Regions from separate parts of the Homo sapiens genome. Here region 1 is linked to region 2. The links are chromatin loops, found by intact Hi-C in ENCODE. Cell type or tissue: mesothelial cell of epicardium. All regions are shown on one strand. Links, peaks and the distances in the headings refer to the core of each region. The heading gives the core; the rest is flanking DNA. Region 1 overlaps ATP11A (ATPase phospholipid transporting 11A). Region 2 has its middle 9.4 kb from the start of ATP11AUN.

The links. A loop is a pair of places that touch in the nucleus more often than their neighbours do. Peaks named below come from ENCODE experiments on the same cell type or tissue, not always from the same donor. Only the 100,000 strongest peaks of a DNase experiment are listed, where the experiment ranks them.
Region 1: it touches region 2 in a loop (40-fold over the local background); 4 of 110 quality-filtered maps call a loop at or near these places.

Annotation. Positions count from the first base shown.
Region 1 is chr13:112,821,815-112,824,724 of GRCh38, forward strand. It overlaps ATP11A (ATPase phospholipid transporting 11A), which reads left to right. Exons shown (of 30, transcript NM_015205.3): 9 at 1,531-1,595; 10 at 2,530-2,611. Among named protein-coding and RNA genes, the nearest start is that of ATP11A-AS1, 69 kb to the left of the region's middle. In mesothelial cell of epicardium, for the core only: no CTCF peak of the experiment used is centred there; no DNase peak of the experiment used is centred there.
Region 2 is chr13:112,636,178-112,639,087 of GRCh38, forward strand. No RefSeq gene overlaps it. Among named protein-coding and RNA genes, the nearest start is that of ATP11AUN, 9.4 kb to the right of the region's middle. RefSeq lists an enhancer at 706-1,375. In mesothelial cell of epicardium, for the core only: no CTCF peak of the experiment used is centred there; DNase peaks (open chromatin) are centred at 1,267 and 2,072.

The DNA of each region.
Region 1 (2,910 bases), core at 212-2,711, 190 kb after region 2:
CTTTTTAAAAACGCTGTTTGTTTTCGTAAACACATGGCAGGAATTATTATAAGTGTGTTGCAAACAGAAGCTGACAGTCCTTATAACACAGCCAGACAACCCATATGCAGCCTGGGAGCTCCATCTTTAGTGATTGCCGGGGAGGACGCGCGTGGAGCCCTCAGCCGCAGCCTGGGGTAGACAGCCCCACTCTGCCTGTCTTCAGCCGGATGCAGTTCTGAGGTCTATCGACCAAATATACTGCATGCATTTTACATTCATAATATTCAGTAGGTTCTTAATTTTCCATGATAGAAGGACAGTAAATACAATGATAAATGAAAAGCAAACTTCAGCAAACACTTTTGACCCTTTACCCTCTGAAGCAATCCTCTGAATGTTATCAATAGCAAAATTTATACATTTGAATCTTGCTGCTTATTTCTCCCTTACTACTTAGGAAATGAGAAGAGATTATTTTTCCATCAGCAGGGAACCCTGTTATATCAAGAATATAAGCCCCTGATGGCAGAGACCCTGCCTGCTGCTTATGTGGCTTCAGTGCACAGAACGGGGCTTGTTCTTCCATGTGTGAGATTTTTAAGTTCTTTGGCTGTTGCTTGTTTTCCCCCCAAAGCAGCCATGCATGGATTGTCCCAGATTTACATGTCCCCCCCATTCAGAGGAGCTTTGCAGTGTGGCTACCAGTGTTTCTAATGGCCAGATAGAGTATCAGCCTTTGTCTCCAGGAATAAGACTGTGTTTCATGGGACTCCCTGAATCTCACTGAGGATGTAATAGAAACAATTGAGGCTGGGCATGGGGATGCCCAACTGTAATCTCAGCACTTTGGGAGGCCAAAGCTCAAGTTCACCTGAGCCCAGGAGGTCAAGGCTGCAATGAGCTATGATCGTGCCCCCAGCCTGGGCGACAGAGTGAGACCCTGTTGCAAAAAAAAAAAAAAAAAAGGAAACAGTTGAAAGTTGAGTGACTTTTATTTTATTTCACATCCACCCCTCTTTAGCCTTTCCAGAACATTCTGGGACCTTCCAGTGCAGCTGTTCTCAACCTGAGGCTTGTTAGGAGAGGGCTGCTGGGCCCCACCCCAGGGTTTCAGGTTCTGACTCGGTAGGCCTGGGACGATCTTCCTGACTAGTGTGATGGTTCCTGACTGGCTCCAGGTGCTGCTGACGGCACTGGTGGGGCCACCTCAGGGACCCCTGCTCTAGAGGTCTCTCGGGGAGTGTTGCTGAGGCTGCCGGGCGCAGCTCAGTGGGTCTGGATGGGGCCTGAGGTCCCGCATGCGCCAATGGGAGGCCCTTGCCGCTACTCCTGGAGCCATGTGTTCGTCCCCCAAAGATAAGCCCACATCTGTTCACATGGACCTGGGCTGACTTAATCATCTGAATATAAGCAAACCTCCGTGTATGCCATCTCCTCTGAAAATGAGATCTGCTGAGCAAACAAGTGGGTTTCACGTCTGCCTCTTGCCCCCCGCCCTGCCCACTTGCCTTCGTGTCCGCATCATTTCTGATCATCGTATCTTTACAGGCCCTTAGGATCGGAAAACCTGCTGCTTAGAGGAGCTACACTGAAGAACACTGAGAAAATCTTTGGTAAATATTTAATTAATTATTAACCATTGCCCCTAACATTAAGGATGCATGAAGCAAAAGTTAAAACCCGCAGCGGAACCCGAGAGCGTTTCTTGGCACCTTGAGGTGCTGGAGGCTTTCTGGCCGCGCAAGTTCTGCCCCACTGAGATTTGATCAGTGAATAAGTGCAATCCTGAAGCAGCAGCATCAGAGAATACGGCTTACGGATTAAGGCCTCTAGTTTTGGATTCAGAAACAGAACATTGCATCCGTGAAGGAATTTGTGAAGTTTAGTTGTGCAGGAAATGTTTTTCATGTCTGCGTTTCTTGACTAGGATCTCCCATTTCTTGTGGGTTATTGTCTGTTTTAATTGAGGTAACCTTTAGAAGTATACAAGTGTGCCCCACTGTCAGAAAATGCTGTGCAGGTGTTCCTCAGTGTCCTTGGGGGACTGGTTCCAGGATGCCTGCAGATGCCAAAATCCACGGATGCCCAAGGCCCTATTTGCATGTAGCCTACGCATGTCTGCCCCTGTAGTTCACATCATCTTAGATTACTTCTGATACCTAGCACGATGTAAATACCCTGTACTGTTTTTATCGTCTGTATTTTGTATCATTGTATTGTTATTTTTATTGGGGATTTTTTTCAAATATTTTCCATCCCCAGTTGGTAGAACCTGCAGATTAAGAACTCGTGGACATGGTGGGCCCAGTGTATATTAAGATATGAACTCTTAAAAAATGAAGCATAGATTGCTTCCTATGCATGAAGAAGGGTCTTTATCCTAAGGAATCAAGTGCTAGTGTTATGTGGCTATGGACACTAGCTTATGAAATTAAAAATAGGATTCGCTTTACCCAAGAATTGATTTTCCCCGCAGCTGTGTGTAACTCACCATAAGGCAAGACACACTTGCGCCCTGGTCATCACCCTTGCTCTTCCTCTCTGTAGGTGTGGCTATTTACACGGGAATGGAAACCAAGATGGCATTAAATTATCAATCAAAATCTCAGAAGCGATCTGCCGTGGAAAAGTAAGGCTGGATGCGCGTGAGAACCTGCAACTTAAAAGTGTCATTACCCACTGTAGAAATGGAAGTAGCTTCCTCTTGGCCTTATTGGCAGTTCCTTTGCCACTGTACAGCATCTTAGTAACTGCAGAGCTGACCATTCAGATGGTCTTTCTTATTTTGTGGTGAGGTGGATGGCCACACCCCTCCTTCCTGCTCTTTCTAACGCCTGATACCAGGTTCACAGCGCTGCCTCTTACGGACGCCCTGACGTTCCGGTTCTGAAATCAGTTCAGTATCCAACAGCTCCTCTCACCATTTCA
Region 2 (2,910 bases), core at 237-2,736:
CTTCATTCACCAGCCGGCTTCCATTTCTATTCTGCAGCGCTGCTTGCTAGCAGTTTCTGTCAAGCCAGTGCTCAAAGTTTGTCAATTACTCATGCAAATGAGCTCGGTTGCCAATCCAGAATTGGAAGAACTGGGTTTCCCTTTTTATTTTAAGATTGTGCTAGAGTGCAGGGAAAACCAGCTGTGTCCGTCAGAATGCTTTCAGCTGCAAGGGACAGAGAACCTCATGAGGGGAGCTCGGCCAGTCGGGAGAACGGGTCACCTCGAGTCACAAGTCCGGGGGGAGTGCAGGTCTGGGGACCCCAAGGAATTCAGGGGCCACAGACACCACAATTCTTCCCTGTCTCTGCTGTAGAATCCAGGCTCTCTCCTCCAAGGGGTGCAGCTGAGGAACTCAGAGAGCAGATTGACCCCGCCGATCCCGGCTGCAGGACTAGCAAGGGCTTCATCTGCAGGTCCCATCCCCTCCAGGGAGGATGGGGATGACAGCCAATGCCCTCGGGTGCGCACCATGGCCAGGACACTGCCCCAACACAGGCCATTCTTTTGATGACCCTGCGAACGTGCACGATGACTGACTCCCGTGTTACAGAGGAGGAGCCAGGAGCACGGAGACGTCAGGAGTCACCCAAGACCATGCAGCCCAGGAGCCAGGATCTGCTCTGCCTGTGCTTTGCACCGACAACCCTCACTGTCTGCACCTCATGGGGTTGTCTGGGTCCTGGGGTTTGTATGAGTAACACGCAGGCAGGCACATGGTCATGCTATCCACTGCCAGCTACCAGTTTTCCGAGCACTATCCCATTTCTTTCCTGGTTCCCAGCTTGTCCCCATGTGGCACCTGGAGGCCAAAGGCAAATCTGGGGCTGTGCATGACAAGGGCTCGGGTGGGAACTCCGCCCACAGACACACCCACCCTCCTGAGGCCCATGTCTGCTCTAGGGCGAGGCCCTGGCTTCCATTGGGTCCACGACAGGCAGGGCTCGAGGTGTCATTATTTCACCCCACAGCCCAACGTGCTTCTGTCAGTCGACGGTTTTTACTCCAGCGAGCAGCATCACCCTTAAAAAGGTGGCAGAAACATGGGAGATGGGTGGGAGGAGGGCAACAGAGCCACCGTCTGCTTTCATCGCCCAAGCGCAGCGGCTCTGCCACCTGGCAGCCGAGGCCATGCAAGATTTCGCAGGAGGAGCCCATGGCCGCGGGGAGGAGGAGTGGGCGCAGGAGCCCACGGAACAGGCCAGGCAGGAGGGAAGGAGGAGTGGGAGACCCAGGCCATTCTCCTTCCCACTTTGGCGCTGGCAGACAGATCCAAGGAGCTGCCGCCAGGGCGGCCTCCAGGCCCCCGAGAAGAATTCCTCAGAGATTTTGCAAAGCCAGGGTTTCCTTCACGCAGTGCCACTGTCACAGGCGTTCGAACCAGAGCAACTCCATCTTGAGTGAGGGCTGGAAAATGAGGCTAGGCCTTGCTGGGCTGCATTCTTAGGAAGTCAGGCATTCCGAGCCTCTAGATGTTTACAGTTCAGGGAACAAATTAACAATGTTTACTAAACAGACCCAGACTTGAGAGTGTCCAGATATCCCCATAACTGGAGAACAAAGGCATTCCTAACTTTGCTTTAAAGCGAATAATATCTATTCTTGTAAAATATAGTAATTAAGAAACCTAATCCTTTATCACAAACCCTTGTAGCAGAGCACATCTCCCCATATGAAGCAGCATTTTCCCAGGGTGGACGCGTCCCTCCTCTTACTTTCTGGAACGTTCTCCTCTGTCTATGGAGCAGCTGCACTTTCACCACTTTGCTTTCTTAATAAACTTGCTTTTACTTTGCCCTGTGAACTCGCCCTGAATTCCTTCTCGCGCAAGACCCAAGAACCCCCTCTTGGGGTCTGGATTGGGACCCCGTCCTGTAACATATTTCTGGCGACCACAGAAGGGATGATAGTGCAGAATCCCTGAGCTGATGGCCACCTGAGGGTGCGTGGTGGGTCCTGCAGCACCCCTGCCTGCCCCACTGGCCACCTCTGCTGCAGGGGGCTTCAGCTGCCACCTCACAGCAGAAAACGTCTCGCCCTGGAAATGAAGTGGGTTCTGCAGGAACCAGGAAGATTTTATTTGATTGCAGTGGTGAAGAGAGAAACGGTCAAAGCTGACTCTGGCACAGGACAGGCTTGGAGGGCGCCGAGGATGAGGTCGAACAGACGATCGCGTGTGCGCCTTGACCTTCCCTGTGCCCTTGCCCTGCCCTGCCCAGCACGATCTGGCCGCCGACATTCTACACGGATAGCAAATGAGGGTCTGAGTCTTCATGTCTTTCCCCTGGAGCTACGCTTCCCACCTGGGAAGCTTTCAAAGCAAACTGGCTGGGACTCCACCCTCAGGTTTCCGATTCCATCACCTGGGGTGTGGCCCTGCCATGGTGTTTCCGACAAGTTCCCACGTGACGCGGCGAGGCCGGCTGCAAAGCTCTGCTCTGGGTCTTTGTTTTGCAGTTTGGAGTAGAAGCATCAACAACGCAGTTAAGCACCAATTCAATGACCCCCTATTTAGTACCTGGCATATTTTGTACTGGGCATGGGACTTGGTTATTGCGCCCCACGTAATTACAGGGTACAGTCCGGGCTGAGAGCCACTTCCCCAGGGATATACACGTCCAGCCCCTGCCTAGGAGGTGTTCCTGGTGGATCTACCTCTTCCTTCAAGTTTACTGTTAAGGGGAGGGATGATTTTTATAGAGAAGGGAGAGTTTCGAAAATGCCAAGTCTCTTAGCTCAGTGTCCGTGCCAGACCCTGCCCTGCTCCAACAGCCCTAGGGCCCCTCTTTCCTGTTCCCTTCAGCCTCTGTTCTTGCTTTTTTGCTGAATCAGCAGAGCATAAAAGTGTCGTCAGATCAACTAGCATCTGCT